Regions from separate parts of the Homo sapiens genome. Here region 1 is linked to region 2. A link is an interaction called in ENCODE POLR2A ChIA-PET data of the cell type or tissue named here. Cell type or tissue: A673. All regions are shown on one strand. Links, peaks and the distances in the headings refer to the core of each region. The heading gives the core; the rest is flanking DNA.

What was found. ChIA-PET counts read pairs that join two places held together with the same protein. Peaks named below come from ENCODE experiments on the same cell type or tissue, not always from the same donor. Only the 100,000 strongest peaks of a DNase experiment are listed, where the experiment ranks them.
Region 1: POLR2A ChIA-PET joins it to region 2 with 6 read pairs; 6 of 35 experiments call an interaction of 5 or more read pairs at or near these places.

The regions. Positions count from the first base shown.
Region 1 is chr2:215,642,533-215,648,020 of GRCh38, reverse strand. The region is part of intron 5 of LINC00607 (long intergenic non-protein coding RNA 607); the gene reads left to right. The region is part of intron 2 of LOC102724861 (a long non-coding RNA gene); the gene reads right to left. Among named protein-coding and RNA genes, the nearest start is that of LINC01614, 73 kb to the left of the region's middle. In A673, for the core only: no CTCF peak of the experiment used is centred there; no DNase peak of the experiment used is centred there.
Region 2 is chr2:215,428,636-215,433,983 of GRCh38, reverse strand. It overlaps FN1 (fibronectin 1), which reads left to right. Exons shown (of 46, transcript NM_212482.4): 3 at 523-660; 4 at 2,020-2,151; 5 at 3,132-3,269. Among named protein-coding and RNA genes, the nearest start is that of FN1-DT, 4.4 kb to the left of the region's middle. RefSeq lists an enhancer at 1-604. In A673, for the core only: no CTCF peak of the experiment used is centred there; no DNase peak of the experiment used is centred there; H3K4me3 peaks cover 4,395 bases; H3K27ac peaks cover 3,449 bases.

The sequences.
Region 1 (5,488 bases), core at 279-5,278, 210 kb before region 2:
TGCTCTTGTTGCCCAGGCTGGAGTGCAATGTTGCGATCTTGGCTCACTGCAACCTCCGCCTCCTGGGTTCAAGCAATTCTCCTGCCTCAGCCTCCCGAGTAGCTGGGATTATAGGCGTGCGTCACCACTCCCAGCTATTTTTGTATTTTTAGTAGAGATGGGGTTTCACCATATTGGCCGGGCTGGTCTCGAACTCCTGACCTCATGATACACCCACCTCGGCCTCCCAAAGTGCTGGGATTACAGGCATGAGCCACCGCTCCTGGCCTGTGGTCAGTTTTTACGTGAAAGTCATTAAAGACAAAATGAGTTGGGTAGTTTCTCACAGGAATTATCTGTTTATTAAAGGTCTTGGAAAACTTTCTCCAAAACAACCTGGGCCTTGTTTCATTTGATATGGATGAAGGAAAATATTTGGGTTACTGGTTTGATTTTTGTTCAACAGAGTATTAATTTCCTAGGGATGCTGTGACAAAGCACCACAAATTAGGCAGCTCAACACAACAGATGGTTCGTATCTTACAGTTCTAGAGACCGCAAGTCTGAAATCAAGGTGTGGGCAGGTCCATGTGTTCTCTGAAGTCTCTAAGAGAGAATCCTGCCTTACTCTTCTAGCTTCTGTGTCTGCCAGCATCCTTCAGGCTCCTTGGCCTGTAGCCGCATCACTCCAGCTGCACGGCTGTCTACTCCCTGTGTGTCTTCACACAGTCTTTGCTCTGTGTGTGTCTGCCCTCTGTTTCCCCTTTTTATAAGGACACCAGTCATATAATTAGGGCTCACATTAATAACCTATTACCTCTAAAAGACTTCATTTCCAAATAAGGTTACATTCTGGGGTACTGGGGATTCATATTTCAATATATCTTTTTGAGGGAACACAATTCAACCCATAGCAAATAGGCAAATAATTACTTAATTACTTCTTCTTTTTTTTTTATTTTTATTTTTGAGATTGAATCTAGCTCTGTTGCCCAGGCTAGAGTGAAGTGGCATGATCTTGGCTCACTGCAACCTCTGCCTCCCAGTTTCAAGTGATTCTCCTGTCTCAGCCTCCTGAGTAGCTGGGATTACAGGTATGAACCACCACACCCAGCTAATTTCTGTATTTTTAGTAGAGATGGGGTTTCACCATGTTGGCCAGGCTGATCTCGAACTCCCGGCCTCAGGTGATCACCTGCCTTGTCCTCCCAAAGTGCTGGGATTACAAGTGTGAGCCACCACGCCTGGCTAATTTTTGTATTTTTAGTAGAGACGGGGGTTTCACTATATTGGCCAGGCTGGTCTCGAACTCCTGACCTCAGGTGATCCTCCCGCCTTGGTGTCCTGAAGTGCTGGGATTACAGACATGAGCAACTACACCCAGTCGCAAGTGGTTACTTCTTTATTCTTACTTTCTGCTTCCTCTTTACTCAATTTGATGGTTTATACTTCTCTGGAAATTGGTTCTTTTCATCTAAGTTTCCATATCATTGGCATAAAATTGTAATTTTTAAAATCTTGAATTCAAATATTAGACTTTATTTGTTTTTCCTTTGGTTTTTGTTGATTGATCTTGCCAGAAGTGTGTTTAATTTGTCTTCTCAAAGAATCATTTTTAGATATTCTTAATTTCCTTTAGTATTTCTTGATTCCTTTTTCTTTTTTTTAGAAAAAAATACTTATCAAAATGGCTTTATTTTGGTAGAAATGATATACAATAAACTACACATGTTTAAGGTGTACAATATGTTTTGATATATGTATTTGTGAACCTATGAAATCATCACCACAATCAAGATAACAAACTTACTCATCACTCCCAAAAGTTGCTCCCTACTCTTTTGTAATTCTTCTTTCCTGCCATTCCCCCCTCCACCCTTCCAGGCAGCCAGTGATTTGCCTTTGGTCATTTAGAATACTATAAATTAAATTGTATTAATTTATAGACAAAACTCTTTTTGTCTAGCAGATTTCAAACAGTATAAGACATTTGAGATTAATCATGTTGAATCTCCGTGTCTTCAACTTCTCTTTCCTAATTTTAATCTACTTATTCCTTCATGCTTTATTCCTGGTGAATTCCTCAAGACAACCTTCCAATTCACAAAATTGTCACCTGTGTGTAGATCTATTTGTCCATCTATTAACTGTTTTAAATCTTAACTAAATTTTTCATTTTAAAGATTTCTAGTTGGCTCTTTTCTCATCTACCTATTATTGTTTTATTTCTGCCTATTTGGTTTCATTATTTCTTGTTATTTTTTATTTTTTCGCACAATTTATCACTCTGAAGAGTCTAAGCATACGCATTTTCAGATGTTTTAATCATTTCTCCACTATTTTAATTTTACCTGAATTGAATTAATCTCCCAATAGTTGATGTCATTGGCTATCTTTCTCGGCATTTTATTTCTTTTCGTATATGAGCACTTTGGTTTGCCAAGTCTTCTCATATTACAAGTTCTTTCTCCTCTTATCCCACTCCCAACATCCTCTTCCTATTTAGGAGTTTAGTACCAGCTTTCAAATGGTCATCTAAGACCTTTTAATCCAGAACCAGTTTAAGGAATGTTGGCAAGTCAGTTACCCAGCCAATGGGTGGCTTGCCTCAATTTCTGTTTGCTAGGCTGTATTTGTGTGTGTGCAAAAGGGAATTTGAAGGCATAATCTTAAAATGCCATATTGACCGAATTGATTTTTTTGTCAAATAAGTGGCCACTTTGAAGATAACTGTTTTGGAGAGATGATGATATAATTATTTTCAGAATCAAGTCAATACTAGAATTTCTAAAATAAATTATTTCTAGAATTCTATGAAAGTAATTTTCTTTTGCTCATGAACTATCTCCAGAGAACTTCATGTTTTCATTTGCCTCTGTAAGAACAAGATTTCCAATTTCAGTCTTGGTAATTTTGTTTTATAAACCATGGACGAGAGGCCTTATCTATTTCAAGACAATACTGAAACTCATGATATCCAGAAATGTGTAGGGCCTAGTGAGAAGGTCAATTACAAGCATGTCTATGTCCACCAGAAATCTATTCGCTGTGAGAATTTTCACTGGAGGATTGCCTGGGCAGGGAAAAGTTTGCTCGGTATTTCTTATTTCTCTAGAATTGTCCTAGAATTAAAGCCAACATGTGATAGACATCACGACGGAGCTCTGAAATGGCAGCACTATACACCCAGGGCTATCTGGGAGTGCAGAACAGGGTGGTAGAATTCTCTTTAAGAGTGGAGGGGCAGGCCTGTTTTAATCCAAGTGCTTCCTTGGGAAAGCAGGTTGCCTGGAATCCAGTACTGTGTCCCTGACTGGGGCGTTTTTCATTGATTCCACAGCTGGAAAACTCCCAGGTATGGGCTTGGGGCCACCGAAATGAACAACTGCACTTAAAGTTTGACTGAGCTTGCCCAGTGATAATTCCCTCTAGACAAGAAAAGTCGTATGAAGACTGCTTGCTAAACCATCCCAAGCTAGGTCCAAAGAAATACAGAAATTTAATTTTTGAACATTTTCATCTGAATTAAAACCTCTTGGGTGATACATTGGAAAACAACATTTCTCTACAGTGTAAATGTGTTTGGCAGCCCCTCTATATACAAAGTTCAACTTTAGGGCAAAGAGAAAAAGATATGATGTAATCAGGTCAAATTATTGGTTACAGAGAAGAGTTCCCTGGTTTGGACCTCGTCTGTTACATGAAATAGATATTAGATCTTTTATACTGCCAGTGCCATTTTAAACACAGCAATTCTTTATTCTAAATGTTTTCACCTTGAAGATCTCTCCCCACGGTTTCTCATTTGTTTAGATATTGCTATGTAAGACACACAATAACATCAGTGAAGGCAAGGTTGACTCCTATTCAAAGGATTCAAAATAAATAAATGAAACTAGTTCTAGAAATATAGGGGTATTTTCTAAATTCCTGGGTAAAGAGGAGTAGGGGTGAGAGGGAAAGAGGTAGAGCAGGGATCCCTCCAAATAAGAGTTTAGGTGACAGAGAGATGAATGTGGAGATTCTACTTTTCCTCTCTTTTCGCATTTTCTCTTCACTTAATTGAAACTTTGTAAATCTCAAAACTCATTCGTTCAGTCTTTCCACCTAGAGCACAAGGCATAGACTAACATTCATGTTTGCTGGGTATGACCTGCATATGTTTTTGACAACTTTTGAACCACATGAAAAAATCAGAGCTTTCATTTAAAAATCAAGATTTTTAACTTCTCATAAAAAAATCAGATCTAGCAGGCCAGGCACGGTGGCTCATACCTGTAATCCCAGCCCTCTGGGAGGTCGAGGCAGGTGGATCAACTGAGGTCAGGAGTTCGAGACCATCCTGGCCAACATGGTGAAACCCCGTCTCTACTAAAAACACAAAAATTAGCCGGGCATGTGGTGGTGGGCACCTGCAATCCCAGCTACTCGGGAGGCTGAGGCACGAGAATCACTTGAAACTGGGAGGCAGAGGTTGCACTGAGCCAAGACTCGCCATTGCACTCCAGCCCAGGCAACAAGAGTGAAACTCTGCCTCAAAAAAAAAAAAAAAAATCAGATCTAGCTATGCTGGGTCCATCATTCAAGGCAGCAACTAGTGGCCTTTAGGTAATGGAAGAAGTGCTCCACTTAGCCACAGTTCTAACCTTGCTTGCTTCCCTTGCTATATTAACAGCTGGGTCCTTTAAGCATTTGCACTGGTAATTCCTTGTGTAAAACATAGTATTTTCTGTGTTCTTATTTGTTCATTCAATAAATATTAATCGAGAATCTCTGTTCTAAGAGCTGAGGGTAAAGCAACGAACAAATAGATAAGTTCCCTGCCCTCAGAATGCTTACATTCTAGTAAGGAGGGTCAAATAATAACAAATAAAATATATTAAATGATGTTAGATGAAAAGTGTCATGAAGACAAATAAAGCATGATGTGCCAGACATTCTTACATCCACTTGGACACGTAGGAGGATGACACTTCCCTGCCCACTTGTAGTTTAGTGTGGCTTTGGCCAATGAAATGTAAGTGGAAGTGATCTGTGTCATCTTTGGGTGGAAATCTTTACTTCATGGCCTTGACTGTCCACCACACTTTCACTTGCTGTGCAAGGTGTATTGGTTTATACTGATGAGGATTTATGAAGGAGGACTGCCTGGGAGAGTTGCTCAACTTTCGGTAGATTTTTCATAGTGATAAACTTTTTTTTTAAGCCACCAAGATTTGAGGATTAGCTATTATGGCACTATAACACAGATTATTCTGACTGGAAGCACAGTGAGGAGTCAGGAGTGATAGGAATGGGGTGCTGAAATTGTAGATAGAGCAGTCTAGGAATTCTTCTCTGAAGAGGCATTGTTTGAGAGGTGACTTGATTGAAGCGAATGGATGAGTTCATGGACTGTGTAGAGGAAGACCATTCCAGGCAGAGGAAACAGTACAGAGCTGTGTACATTCTTAGAATATCCACTTGGAAACTCAATGATTTTCAGGTTTTACTCTTCTCCCCAAGGTTT
Region 2 (5,348 bases), core at 1-5,000:
ACTACAGGCACATGCCACCACACCCAGCTAATTTTCATATTTTTAGTAGAGACGGGGTTTCACCGTATTGGTCAGGGTGGTCTCGAATTCCTGACCTCAGGTGATCCACCCGCCTCAGCCTCCCAAAGTGCTGGGATTACAGGCGTGAGCCACTGTGCCCGGCCAATCGTTTGCTTTTTATGTGAACCTTGCTTTGACTTTCTGAGTCAGAGATTGGAATGTGAAACCCTTCACAAATCTAGCTCTGTCATAAGTTAGTACTTTATATGGCCTTTTCCTAAGAGCCTGAGATTTTTCTACAATATGAATAATTTACAGAAAATTTGACAATATGTCAAGGTCAAAAACCATGGCCTTATTAGAGCTTAGGATAAAAATCTGTATCTCTCACTTCATTTTATTCTTTGAGGTGTACCATGTTACTTGTGGAATAGAGAAGTGGGTTTTCCTTTAGAGGGGATTAGTGAACTAGAAAAGCTTGTACCTAAGTGAGGCTCACATGGACTTTCCTTTTCCCCTCAGCTGAAGAGACTTGCTTTGACAAGTACACTGGGAACACTTACCGAGTGGGTGACACTTATGAGCGTCCTAAAGACTCCATGATCTGGGACTGTACCTGCATCGGGGCTGGGCGAGGGAGAATAAGCTGTACCATCGCAAGTAAGGAAGAGATTGTGTAAAATGATGCCAAAATATCAAATATGAATTTCTCTGTTACCATCACTGTCATTTTCTGTTATCCATGACTGGATATTCCGAACTTTGAGGTTTGCCCCTGGTGACCAGGTACTCTTAAGTGGTCACCCAACTGGTTCCTGTGTTTCTTAAAGACGGGTATGAGCACAGATGGAATCAGTGTTTGATGTGTGTGCGTTTATGAGTGTGTGTGCATTTATGAGTGTGTGTGTTTCTGTACATAGTAGAACCAAGAGACCTCTTGGGTTCCATTTCAGTAAGACATGCTTAGGGGAGTTGCCCATTTTAAATCACCTGGATATCTTCAAGCTAGACAAATCATGAGACTTTTCTGCAGTGACTGGGAAGGTGTTCATGAAGAGTGAACCAGCCATGTGTTGTCTGGTCTTCATGTTTGCAATGCAGAGACCTCTTGCACCTCACAGAAACAGTCTGGTTTCTTGGTGACCAGTAGGTTATACCCAGGAAGCAGATGTCACTATTCCTAGGGATAATACAAAATTATTAACCCAATAGAGTTTGCTAAGGAACTTTGGGAACCGGGCTGATTCTCAACTCTAGTTTAGCTAAGGCACTCTTTCCAGTATGATTCACTGGGTTACCAATAGATTCTATTAAGATAGTATTTAAGTTTTTTAATCCATTCTTTAAATATAAGTCGTCTTAAAGACTTCTATTCAAAAGAACAAGTCCCGTGTGAATAGGCCCAATCAACTTTCCCCATATTTCATGTTAGGGTTTATCCAAGTTCACAGGCAAATCGCAAGAGGCAAGGGTCCATAGTGTTTACAATCTAGTTCAGCATTTGAATGTGCCATTGGGCTTAACAACTTAGAAAACTACCAGGATTTCCACACTTTATATGCATATGTCTGTTTGCTTTCCACCAAAATGACATTTCTATCCTAGGGTAAAATACAGGCTCTCCATGCTCCCAAAAGCTGGAGTGCTGTGCCTGATGTGGCCTTTTCACTGAATTAGTCTCAGTCTTAGCCTGCTGTGTATGAGTGAAGACCAAGCCTCCCAGCCTTTCTTTTCTGCTTAGGACCCAATTTCCTGTGATCTCTCTGGGAAAGCAGGATTCATGACCTCTTCCTTGCCATCCAGATTTCTCTGTGGTTTTCCATTGTGTTCTAAGCAAGACACTTAACTGAATTGACTCCAAGTGACCAGACCTGTTAACGTTTCCCCTGTCTCTGATGGGAAAGCTGTTGTCTGTGTCTCTACTTTAGCCAACCTAAGTACCTACCATGGGTGGAATATGAGACCAAAAAAAAAAATCTGTTCTGCCCTCTCCTAACATTTTCGTTGTATCTTCAACAGACCGCTGCCATGAAGGGGGTCAGTCCTACAAGATTGGTGACACCTGGAGGAGACCACATGAGACTGGTGGTTACATGTTAGAGTGTGTGTGTCTTGGTAATGGAAAAGGAGAATGGACCTGCAAGCCCATAGGTGTGTGAGTCTTAGGGCTGAGCAAGAGCTGGGATGCTTAGTTCTAATGTGGGGTTGGACCAGAATCACATCTACATAGGTCATAGACCTGAATTCCAGTGAAAACCAATAAAGAAATGGGAATTTTGTTTGAAATAATGAATTATTATATAATCCATAGTCTTCTTACAGGAGTTAGATCAAAAAGTACTGACTACACATAGAAGTCTTAACTTTGCTTCAAAAGCATAAGGTAGAATTGAAAGATTTAGAATGGAGTCATTTCTTTTACCTAATAGCTGATCTCAGATTCCTCCTTCGTCAAGATATAATTTATTTAAAAGAAAAAAAAATGACACTTTGGACACATTTCTATATGGAATGTCCTGGACCGAAACATGAAATAGTGTGTGCTTGTCACACTCTGCTCATTTCTTTTCAAATTAAAAGTTGTTGAGCTTCTTTGGATCTCAATCCTCAGTTGAATTTTGTAAGTACAAGCCTGAAAGTTTCTGGCTATAAATTTTACTCTGTTTACTTGTCTTCTAATTTAGAGGTTTTTGTCTTGTTTTGTATTGTTTTGCTTTCCAATATTTAAAAATAGCTTTCTTTGTCATTGTATTTAGGCCACTCAAAATTCATAATTGGTCATTTATAATTAAGATTGGAATTTTGCATATGTAGTCTCCCACAGACTAGATACATACATAGATCCTTGCTACTGGAAATGCTGCTGGGAAGTTTGGGGCTCGCTGAAAATATGTAGTCCATGTACTTATTAGGAGAATGGAATTTCTGCCTGCCAACTCAGCTTGAGCTTTCTTTTGCCTTGGCTACTTACTGTGTGCTTAGATGCTGGGTGTGTCATTCTTTCTGAACAGAGTGCCACTTAAAAAAAATGTGGCTGAATTTTTGCTTACACACTACACTTTAAATTACAGGGAGCTTGCACAATTCAAAATAACCTTTTTTTCCTGTTTTTCTTCCAAATTTCCCTACAGCTGAGAAGTGTTTTGATCATGCTGCTGGGACTTCCTATGTGGTCGGAGAAACGTGGGAGAAGCCCTACCAAGGCTGGATGATGGTAGATTGTACTTGCCTGGGAGAAGGCAGCGGACGCATCACTTGCACTTCTAGAAGTATGTTTTACATCTTTATGTTAAAGATTAAGCCAGGTATTGTTTTCTGGATTCCTAGAGAGAAGGGTAATACTATGTTACTCAGAACACATCCAGTATATCAGCATGCTTTGGTAACTTCTGGAAGTCAAGAAAACTTTCATAACCAACTTATTCCGCATCTTCAGAGAAGACTACATAAATAGAAAAACATATCACTTTGATAAGGTTCAATCTCAGCTCACTGCCACTGACATAGAGTTGAACAAAAGGTTTAGGTTTCCTTCTATGTTTGAAATTTAAATAGGGCACATTCACAGGCTAAATTGATAAAATTAAAAAGAATTTATCCCATAAATTAAAATGATTTATCTACTCTGGAGTTAGGGATAGTGTCTCTGACCTAACGCATTTGATTAGTGCTGTAAAGAAGCTGGCCTCTGGTGTCTTTACTGCTCCTTCTAAGATTGTCTTGGGGTCTTAATTGTTGCCTTTGGGTTTGAAGGCTCCTTTTTTGATATTGTAAACTAATAACAGCTAGAGAGTTTGTTGAAGTAAAACAGCCATTAACTACTGGTGTTGTAAATAAGTTTAAAATCAAATCCAAATAATTTGAACCTGTTTTATTTATCTAGCTGAACCCATTTAACTACCTTTAACATAGCCATCATCCAAATTCAAATTCTTTGCTAACAAAAATAGGTCTCTCATGAAAAGTGGTAACCATTTTGACCAAAGCTTTCCCAGAAACTTGCTGGTTTATTAGATATTTTGCATTTAAAATGTTACTGTGATCATCAGACTTCCAAGATCTTTGTGGCAATATTTTAGCTTAAGACAAATTAGATGTCTGATTCAAACCTTATCTGTTATTTAGAACTCTTTAAATAGCAAGTTGGGAAAAGTTTCTCAAAGAGAAGTCATTTATTCCAGAAAATTTTATAAGGACTTACTTTGTTCAAGGTATTATAGGGGTGCAGATATGAAATGAACATTAGCCCAGCCTTCAAAGAGTACTTAGGGGGTCAGGGAGATGAGAAAGTCTTATACATATTTATCATCTGCAAAACACAGTATTAAAGATTTCAACAGAAATACTGAAAGTAGTGCTATGGAGGTTCAGGGGATGATAATACTTTTCGCTGGGGATTTGGGAAAAAGCTCTAATCAGTAATTATACCTTCATGCAAACTTCTATTCTTGTGGTAGATGGATGTGGGTGTGTATTTGTTTGAACCTACATCAACTATTAATTTTTTTTCTCTAACCCAGGAGTTGCAACAATATCCAATTCACAAAGACATCAGATCCTCTATACTCACATCGTGGCACAGAGCAAATTTGGATTATAATTTAAATAATCTATTTACCAGATAAATGCACGCATAGACTAATGGTCATTTAGTTACAAATTATCATTTTATGTTGATCCCACTCTTCCAGTGGAGGGCTAACACTGAATAATTTGGGGCTATTTTGCTAGTGATTTTTAAATACTGTAGATGTTTGGGTATAGGGGAAGGGAAAATAATATTTTAGTCAAAGAAATTGTGCATCCTCTACATTTTTTACATAACAAATGAAGAAAGAGATACTACCACCTTCTTATAGCTTCTTTGTAGCCATTGGTGAAGACCCTTTGATACCTGCTTGCCTCCCCATTGTTATAAGCTTTTTTTTGTTTGCTTGTTTTTTTTGTTTTGTTTTGTTTTGTTTTGTTTTTGAGACAGTCTCACCCTGTCGCCCAGGCTGGAGTGCAATGGTGTGATCTCAGCTCATTGCAACCTCCACCTCCCGGGTTCAAGCGATTCTCTTGCCTCAGCTTCCCGAGTAGCTTGGATTACAGGCGCCCGCCACCACAGCCGGCTAATTTTTTTTGGTATTTTTAGTAGAGACGGGGGTTTCACCATGTTGCCCAGGCTGGTCTTGAACTCCTGACTGCAGGTGATCCACCCTCCTAAAGTACTAGGATTACAGGCGTGAGCCACCGCGCTTAGCCTGTTTTTAGTTTTCTAAAGCAAGGTCCCTATTGAAAGGCAGGCCATAAACAGTGATGACTAAGAAAAATCCTGGAAGAGCCTGAGAAGGAAAAAGATGAAA